2 separate regions of the Mus musculus genome follow, and region 1 is linked to region 2. Evidence: chromatin loops called from intact Hi-C (ENCODE). Cell type or tissue: heart. All regions are shown on one strand.

Evidence for each region. Peaks named below come from ENCODE experiments on the same cell type or tissue, not always from the same donor. Only the 100,000 strongest peaks of a DNase experiment are listed, where the experiment ranks them.
Region 1: a loop joins it to region 2, with 3 times the contacts of the local background. A loop is called at or near these places in 5 of 42 quality-filtered maps.

The regions. Positions count from the first base shown.
Region 1 is chr15:31,340,435-31,345,434 of GRCm38, forward strand. The region is part of intron 1 of Ankrd33b (ankyrin repeat domain 33B); the gene reads right to left. Among named protein-coding and RNA genes, the nearest start is that of Ankrd33b, 25 kb to the right of the region's middle. In heart, no CTCF peak of the experiment used is centred here; DNase peaks (open chromatin) are centred at 1,737 and 2,227.
Region 2 is chr15:31,416,647-31,421,646 of GRCm38, forward strand. No RefSeq gene overlaps it. Among named protein-coding and RNA genes, the nearest start is that of Gm41286, 10 kb to the left of the region's middle. In heart, CTCF peaks have their summits at 2,596 (motif pointing left) and 2,796; DNase peaks (open chromatin) are centred at 1,105 and 1,585; H3K4me3 peaks cover 1,077 bases; H3K27ac peaks cover 1,044 bases.

The sequences.
Region 1 (5,000 bases), 76 kb before region 2:
AGATCAAATTCAGAGACTGAGCTACCTCTAAAGCTCTGACGACTGTGCTTCATACATCCTTTTACTAGCAAAAAAGAATTTTTTGGTAAAACAGGATGTTCTGTTATGGTTGTTTTTACTTGCACCACAAGACCACCTCGGCTTTCAGGAACACAATATGTGGTTCCGGTACACCACCTGACAACTCATTTTCAGAGGGCATACCTACGCTCGGAGTGTACTGCCAAACCTGTTGAAAATCATCCAGCTGCTAGAATGTACACGCTCTGCCATACCACACATTAGTGACACCTTCACAAAGCACTGTTAACATAACACAGGGTAGGGCAGACCAAGCACTGCAGTGCTGGAGGGCAGGGCCACAAGCTGGAGCTAAGAGCACTGTAGCCACTGAATGAGAAAGCAGCATCTCCCCAGGGTGGAAAGAAAGCAACTACAGGGAGAGAAGCATGAGGGAGTGAGCAAGGCTGAGGAGAAGCAGAAAGATCTACCTCTGATTGGGCGCCTGAAGAAGGAAACACTGTGTGTGTGTGGGGGGGGGGGGGGAGTTTAGGACTCTTTGTAATACAGCAAGGTACAGAAAGCCAAAACCATTTAGAACAATACCCATGTGCACGCTCAACATATATCAATTGGAAGGATAGGTTCATATTAGCACCAAGCTGAGGTTCGGGTTCATGACTGCAAGTGTAATTACTTGCAAAGGATGCTGGGATTACAACTGCACTCATAACGAAGTCATCCTATTGCTTTGGTGTGTTTTCTTCCTTGCCTGGAACAGATTGTCCAGCTATTCCAGGAACAATAGATGCCTCGGGGACAACCAAGCCGGAGTCACCAACTCCTGAGCCAGCCGGCCACAGCAGCTCTGCCGAGCCCTACATTTAATTCTCTAAGAAAACCCTTCCCCCTCCAAGAAGGTGCTCCTCGCCTCCCAGCTATTCAGCTTTAGACAGGACATCATTCATTCAAGAGGAAAGCGCTGGTGACTTCCAGAGTCAGAATCATCCAGAAGGCTGTGACCAGAAAAGACAGGGGAGTGTCAGCGTAGGGACTCACAAGTGATGGTCCATTCTCAGGAAAGCATGCAGATCCCTGAGGGAGGCTCAGCACACCCTGCCACACAGTATTCTGAGCCTTGATCCCTCTCCTTCAGCTATTACTATCTAAAACAGAATGAATTGCACACCCCAAAAAGACATTTGCAGTGAGTAGGGTGTAACGACACAAATGGCAGCCTTAGGCTTGGAGAAGCAAATGCAGGAGGGTTCCAAGTTCGAGGCTAACATGGGCTTTCTGACGAGATGCTGTTTCAAAATAGAGATTCATACAGGGTGGGGGCGCATCTTAATTCTTGGTGTATATGAATGTGATCTTATTTGGAAATAGTACACTTGTGGATAAAAATCTAAAGATCTTAAGGGGCCACCCAGGAGACAGAGAAAAGAGTACATGAAAATGGGGGTTATGCTTAGAGCAATATCATTATACACCCAGGAGTGCCTGGCTATGCGAGGGACAAGAAGAGGCACAAAAGCCACACATCAGAGACAGGGAGCATGGCTCTGCCATCTCCTGGATTCCTGACTTCCAGACTTCTGAACTGTGGGAGTAGGACCCATCCAGTCTGAAACCAGCACCCCTCCCCAACCCAGCACAAGGCCAGTACTGCCTTCTGACTTCCTCCCCTGACTCCCATCATGCTCAGGGTGTCACCCTTGCCCCATTTCCCACTTAGGAAACACCCATTCCAGACCATGGCTCAGCTCCTGCTGCTGAGTCCCCCATTGTAGCTTAGGCCTTCTCTATAGCCCCTCCCATTCAAGGACCAGGACTCAGGTCTCAGGAAACTGACTCACTGGTGATGAGCAGCTCTCATGTGGTTCACAGGGGTGACAGCCGGGTGACAATGACAGGTAATTTGTCTAGATGTCCCCTCCAAGAACAAAGCTGTCAGACCAAATGGTGAGTGACTACCTCAGAACTATGGGGGGGGGGGGGTTCCCTTCTCAGTGGGAGCAGCAGTTCTCTTCCCTGTGGCCTGCAAACTCTGTTTCTCATGCCTCAGTGAGGGAGGGCACGTCTAACGACAGCAGTTTTGAAAAGCAATTTCAATCCTGTGTTTATAAGTCCTTTCAGTGCAGTAACTCATGCGCACGAGCTCTGGAAGATCTTGGGGAGTCACAGGGAATGTGAGGGCTCCTGACGTCCCTAGAGATGGTTCTTCTATTGAGCAATGTAAGGCAGGAAGCCAAAAAGAATGACTTCTTGGCAGAAAATGAGGAGACAGGAAAGGAGTTCACACAACCGGATTCTAGGAACCCAGAGCGGCTAAGACTGGGTGAGATCAGCACGGGGAGCACACAGAGTGGGTACAGATGACTTCATAGGACTGCTGGCACAACTGCTGGTAGTCTGTCAGAGTCAGGTGTGTGCCAGGGTGGAGGGTGACTGGAGGAGGCAGCAGGGGATAGAATCTGGGGTCTCAAGGTGAGTAAGATGGGGGGCCTGAGCTGGAGACACAAGGGAGTTGAGAGACTGGCCCAGAAAGAAGCCAGGAATCCCAACTCTTTCAAGAGCATTAACTGAGTGGACACACCTGCTCCCTGAGTACCCTGGTAAAGCTATTGGGGAGTAACTGAGACTTCCCTCGCTGCAAACCTGGAGGCAGGTGTGTTTCTCTCATTATCTCACAGGGCTGCATCTGACAGCTGCTTTTACTCTTTCTTTGTATCAATATGCAGATTCCAAGCTTTGTAAAAAGATCTTGTGAGAGAGAAAGTGATTTAGACCCTAGGAATTTTACTAAGTTTCTAGTAGACATCCAAAACATTGTACCCTGTTTCTTTAATCAAAGACATTTCTTTTTCCTCGTGGGTAATATAAATATCAAACCCAAGTAGATATAAACTGATCAGCTCAAATATATAGAAGGATATCAGTTATGCATAAAATAAACCAAAAAAGATGAACACTAGTTATACACACACGCGCACACACACACACACACACACACACACACACACAAACAGCAATTTACTTGACAGGTATAAAGAAAGAAAGGGGCCATCCTGCAGCTTCCATCCCTGGAGGGAAGTGGGGTCCTGTCAGCCTCAGTCGCACCCCATCAGTGGCACCTGTTGTAAAAGTAGGTATTTGTTTGGCACACTTGCAAAACCTAAAATAAAATCTGACTGTGCCATGCAGGCCTGTACTGAAAGCCCTTGTCATTTGGGTACCTTTTCTTCTTCCAGCGACCGGAAGGCTGGGTGAGCTCATACCAAGAGGGACAATGCAGCTGACTAAGCAAACACACAGAGCAAACACTTTGCAAATGTTTGCTGCTGCTTTAAACCGACTAAAGGAAAATGAAGAGGAGGCCATGGGGCAATGCACAGCAGCAGGGATTCCAGGGTTCAGCGGCTTAAAGGGCTTGCTGCCAAGTCTGCTGACCTGAGTTGTCCTCTGACCTTCACCTAAGCGCCATGACTAGCACACACACGTGCACACAGTAAATAAACAAATCTTTAAAGAGATGCCACAACAAGATCAGGAAGAAGCCATCCCAGAGCTTAGGATTCTAGATGTAGCGCTGGGAGGCAGCGGGGCTCAGGAAGTTCCAGGCCAATCGTTTAAGCTAAGATCCTCACGATGTAGAGAATTTTATGCAAGAATCATTCACCCACAAGCAGACAGTAGAAGAACGCTTGCCGTCTGTGACTTACTGAGAGACCCTTGTCACCTCCTTCCGGCTGCTCAGAGTCACCTTGGCTGCAGCTGCAACACTTAGTGCGCTTGCCCCTTAGATCCCTCTAGACTCAGATGCATGGAGGTTGATCATATGCCTCAGAGTATTGGTTCCTAATACCTGGAGCAGTGCCTAAAGGAAGCTGCCAGGGTGGGGCTGGGGAACACTAGTTTTGCTTTTTGTTTTGTAAAGAATAATAAGTTAATAAATAGCTAAGGCTTCACCACCAAAAACGGATAAAGACGGAGTAAAAAGATAGGCCGAGATAGCGTAAAACAAGTCACCACACTGAAAGAAGAGTGATCCTGTCTCACCAGGTGACGCTTCACCAAGTCAATTCTGCGTTACAACAACAGTACAAAATGACAACACAAATTTACTCATTTTCAGTTTGTGAAATCAAACTAGAAAGTTGAGATCATAGTATAGTTACAAAGTCAAGAAAATGCCATTAATCTTGTCTGCAGAAAGAATTGAAGACAGAAGGAGAAGTGGGTAGTGAGGGGGCTGGGGGCGCGAGGAAAAGCTGAGAAACAAGAGCCAGAAGTGAAAGGTATGGAGCTGAGGTCAAAATAAAACAGGCAAGGGTGGGCATGGTGGTAGACATCTACAATCTGAGGCCAGCGGAGCTCAAGTTTGAGGCCAACCTGGGCTACAGAGTGAAAACCTGTTCCAAATACGCAAGCACGCAAGCACGCAGGCACCCACGTACGCACCTACGCACTCACGCAAGCACGCACGCACGCAAGCATGCCCGCCATACAAGGAATGAGAATAATACATGCAAATGATGCAGATGGCTGGCTAGGTCTGACTCAAAAGGAGGAAAATGAGGGATAGGAACAAAAATCTCCATCTGCCACAACAGTGAGTCGTGAACATCACCCTGAACTGATAAATCAAGACTCATCATGAGTGAGCAAGTTCCCAGCCAGAAGAGCGCCGGTCCCGGCCAGATGGAATGAAAGTGGAAGCGAATAGGGTGGAAAGTGATCCATCACTCTGGGCAGCCGCCAGGCAAGCGGTCTGGGGAGAAAACCACCACAATTCGTTGCAAGCTCTCGGGCTTCTAAATGGTTTTCTAAATGTGTGTGTCTGATACTTCAGCAAAATAAGAGCGGAAAACAAAACACGGGAGTGAGAATACAAATCATGGGGATACAGGTAGAGCAGACGAACCAGAGATAACCCTTTGTCCTTAGCAGTTAAGCATTAAAGAAATGCCAGGATAATGGAAAGAATACACAAACAA
Region 2 (5,000 bases):
TGTAAAAGCTGCTTACATGGGAAATCCAGAGCAAGTTCTCTTAAAAGCAGTTGAAACAGACAGGCACACAGTAGGATAGCAATCTTAAGCCATGAGTGACCTTAAGGTGTGTTATTAACTCTAGCTGTGAGGTCCAGCAAAAGTTCCAGTCTTCTAGAAAGTAAGAAATGTTCTTCTCGTGACGTGTTGCTGCAGTAACATCCCTGGTCAGAGGAAAAGGTCCTGAGTAATGTTTCTGGCCCCCGAGGAAAGACACTACGTTCTGAATACTTAGGTCATTAATAGCTAAAGAAACCTTCTAAGATGACTATCGGGCCAAAGAATTCAAGTAGAGAGCAATGGTATACTCCTGCCCTCTCATTTAAATAACAAATGGGTCTGTCAATCACCTGGACAGGAAAAGAGTCTTCAGAAAAGCTGTCTGTTTTAGGGATTTTAAGAAATAGTTTAATGACGCCCTAAAATGTAGGCAGGCACAGTGGTGTATCTGTCCATTGTCTAAGCCTTTGCTTTGTGTTGTCGCAAGCCCCAAGTTCCCCGTGGACCTCATATGAATTCTTTCAGTGAAGATTACAAAGACCAGAGATGTCTAGGAAGTCTAGAGCAAAATCTCCATGAGAATGGCGACAGAATCTTGGTCATCTAAGGACCAGCTACAGTCTCCAGCAACTAAAGCATTGTTTGGCATGGGAAACAGGGGATGGGGAGGAACCAGTGTCCATCCTCATTGCTAGCTTAAGCCGGCATGTGGGTCCACAAGGAAGCCTGTTCCCCTCCACTCTCTCAGGCACCCAAAGTGGGACCCCCACTGGGATAAGTGAGATCCCAGAACCAACTGAAAGAAGATATGCTCTCACCTCCTATGGCTCCAACACAAGTTCTCTGTGTGTCCACAGTGTGAACTCAAGAGCTAGGACTGGCCCAGGCTCAAGCAGATCTCCCTGCCAGGCTGGCTCACCCACCCCCTCCCCTGTGAGTCTCACTGTAACCATGTGGGTCGGCCATCTTGCTGGCGTCCATGCTCCTGGCTGACGGATTTTTATCTTGTCTGTCCTCCAGCCTGGTTGACTCTAAACTCTACTCCACGCCTGCAAAATCGATCTGCATCCTCCCCCACCCCCCACCCCCGCTAAGACCCCTTGGACCCACCACAGGGGGAGGAGCTTACAGAGATAGCTGCAGAGTCTGCCTCTCCCCTCATCCCTCCACAGAGCCCTGCTCTTTTCTCTCCCAGCAGGAGAGTGCGGGCTGCCTAGGAACAAACCCTGTAGTTTGGAAGTCGAGCAGTGCTCTTTTGGTTTATTTATCTTCCTGAAGCTTTGTCTATTTTGGGTCTCACATATTCTGAGAAGGCTTGAGCTGTTACCCTTGCTCAGGGTGGGGTAGGAGTGCTTGTCTTAAGCCAAGTTGAGAAACATTTCTCAGGCTTTCGTAGGCTCGCCCAGCACCAGGGCAGTCTCACCTGGCTGCCTGCCGAGTAATCGCTGCAGACCATCTGGGCCAGGCCCTCCCCACGGCCATATCTGTTGTTCTCAAAAAAGAAAGAACACTTCCCTTTCCTGTAGAGAAGTTCTGTTCTGGGTAGAGCAGGGCTTCTCCTCACAGCATGCCATCGCCCGCTCCATCACTCCACCCAAGTCGCACGGCAGTCATGTGATCCAGGCCCGCCTGTGTCATGGCATACTTGTTCCTGACAGGACTGATTGCTCCAGTGTGCACATGTGGCTGAAGCTAGCCCACTCGTGCTCTGTGGAGCTGCTCACGTTGAGTCCGAATGGAGTCTGAGGGATTTGTAAACTCAGTAAGTACACCCCGTCTCAGGCTGTACCAGCCTGATTTTCTACTATTCAGAGGTTTCCTGAACACCGGCGGAAGGAGCAGTGCCCACCTCAGACAAGCCCCAGATCAAAGTCGGAGCCTGAGGAAGTCTTCACTTCCTTCTGAAGCCTGTTCCAGTCCTAAAGGCCCCAGACTTGGAGCTCCGCGGAGTCCTACATCATTCTGCTCTCAGTCTGAACTGCTTTGAACTTGATTTGTCATTTGTCACTAAAAAGGTTCTAAAAGATCCCCATCCTGGAAGTCTTTCAGTGGCTGCCATGGTGGAGTCAGCATCTTAGCCTCTCAATGTAGCTCCAAGCCCCGCGTTTCCTCAGTGGAAACAGAGCTCCTGCCCTTGATCTTCAAAGGTGCAGGTTCCTGCTGGGCTCTTCCCGCCCCTTGCTCCCTCTGGATGCCGCTGCAGCTGGGCAGCTGCACTATTCCGTGTGAGTCAGGCAATCAGCTGCCTCTGTTTTCATCGCTTCATCGTCAGCCTGGGAGCCTCTAGTTAAAGCAGTTTTGCAACCCAGAATGTCTCTGATTAATAATATTCACAGAGCCTTCAAACTCACCTGGAGGCTTGTGAACTCAGTGTCTGTGAACATACGGTGCTGTAGTAAAGGTGGAGTTAAAAAAAAAATCGTCAGAAGGCAGTGGCTGGAGACGGTTCAGTAGGTTTCAAAAGGAATACTTACTCCTTTTGCAGAGGACTAGACTTAGTTCCTGACACCCACAACAGGCAGTTCACAGCTCCATCTCCGTGGGATATGATGCCCTCTGCTGGCCGCCATGGCCAACTGCACGTATGCAAGCCCACATATGCGCGCGGCACACACAGACACACAATTTAAAAACTAAAAAAAAAAAAAAAGAAGAAGAAGGAGAAGGAGAAGAAGAAGAAAAAGAAAACAGACCTAAAAAAAAAATCTTTTCAGAAGTGGAAGGATGCTGAGCAATTTGTATAGAGGCAACACTGAACTGCTTCAATCTCTGCTCACTTGACATCATACTAGCATAGCATCATGCATATGCTAGTATTTCTCTTTTTTAATAAAATATTTTATTTATTATTATAAATAAGTACACTGTAGCTGTCTTCAGACACACCAGAAGAGGGCATCAGATCTCATTACAGATGGTTGTAAGCCACCATGTGGTTGCTGGGATTTGAACTCAGGACCTTCGGAAGAGCAGTCAGTGCTCTTAACCACTGAGCCATCTCTCCAGCCCGCTAGTATTTCTAAAACAGTAGAATCTGGCAAAGTTTTTTTTTTTCAAAACATCTTTTAAGCCACATTTTCAACAGTTTTTTTTCAGTATATTTATTACTTAAAAACTTAATTTTTATAAAATGTAAGTGAACTGCAGCAACATTTTACCACATTGGGAAAAATAAAAATAAAAGCAAATAATACATTAATAATAAAATAAAAAAAAGTAAAAACAATAATTCCAGCTGGGCAATTGTGGCACACACTTTTAATCCCAGCACTTAGAAGGCAGAGGCAGGTGGATCTTGTGAGTTCAAAGCCAGCCTGGTCTACAGAGCAAGAGCTAGGACAGCCAGGGCTACACAGAGAAATCCTGTCTCAAAAAACCAGTAATAATAATAATTCCATTGATAATTTTAAAGGAAAATCCTGACCAGCCCAAGCAATCCTAAAGAGAAAGATTGCAGCTAGAGGTATCACAAAACCTGACTTCAAGTTGTATTACAGTGCTGTAGGGTCGATGCTAGCCTGGTCTTGGCATTGAAAACAGGTCAACCAATGGAACAGTTTGCATTGCCCTGACTACTAGGGATGTTGAACACTTTGAAGAATAGTTATTGGCTATTTTTACTTCTTCGTGTTTTGCATTTGCTCCTTTGTTGATCTGTAGTATTGTTCCCTTCATGTTTGGGCTAGGGCTGTTTGTTCTGCCTGTTAGCCCTCTGTCTGAAGTACAGATATCAAGAGACTCCTATCCTAGGCTGTGGGTTCTACTGATCATTTCTTCTGCTATGCAGAGAACTTTTAAGGCAAGGCAGTCTCACCTGCTGCTTCTTGGAGCTATTTTGAGATACCAGCTAACTCCAGTCAAAATGGCTATTGTCAAGAAGTCTGACAACAAATGACAGAGAGGGTATGGAGGGGAAGAAACCTTTACTTATTGGTGCTGGGAGTACCCACTACTACAGAAATACAGAAGTCAGTTTGGAGATTGCTCAAAAAAGTTAAAAACAGAACTACCACATGGACACAGCCATTCCATACCCTACTGTAGAGGTATTGGCACATTCATGTTTATTGCTGCTGTAGTAACAAGAGCAAGAAATGGAACCAGAAAGATATCCATCAAGAGATGAATAGATAATAGAAATGTACATGTACACATTGGGATAGCACCCAACTGTGTATACTCAACTATGAAAAACAATGAAGTCGTGAAACTGCTAGGAGGAATGAGTGGACCTAGGAAGGATAACGTAAGTGAGGTGACCTACACTCAGAAAGACAAAAATCCCATGCTCTCCCTCATAGGCAGAGCCTAGCCTGTAATGTATACACATAGCTGAGAAAATGGGTATAAGTCTAACTACTTAGAAAGGAGGCCAGTATTGGCAGTATTAGATGATGAGTGTAGGATACATGACTCACGAATGGGATACCAAGCTAATGTGTTCTCTTTTCTACTCCATTATACATGTTTCTCCTTCGTGGTAATCATGTGGGAGTCAGACTTGAACTGATAGCAAGAATCCAGAACACACTGGGAAAGGCACACATCTTTGAAATTGCAAAACCTGCCCCCCCGTGACACGTGTCCTCCAGCAAGTCCATAACTCCTAAACCTATCCAAATATTGCTGTGAACCAGGGGCCCAGTGTCTGAATGCCCAAGAGTATGGGGACAACTCTTTAACACCACCACACCCTCTGACAGGCCAGCTGGACTTTAATAGATGCTTCCACTACTGTCATCTAAATGGACTGCTCTAGGCTTGCAAGTCAGATACCAAGAAAGAGAAACCGTTCAACTATGCAAGGAGACTCAATGTTCCTCGTGCTGATTTAAACATTATTTAATGTTATATTTATTGATTGATTGTGTGCATGTGTGTTCCCATACCTCAGCATGTGTGTGGAGGTCAGGGGACAACTCAGGAGTCTGGGCTCTTCTTCCACCACGTGGGTTCCAGGA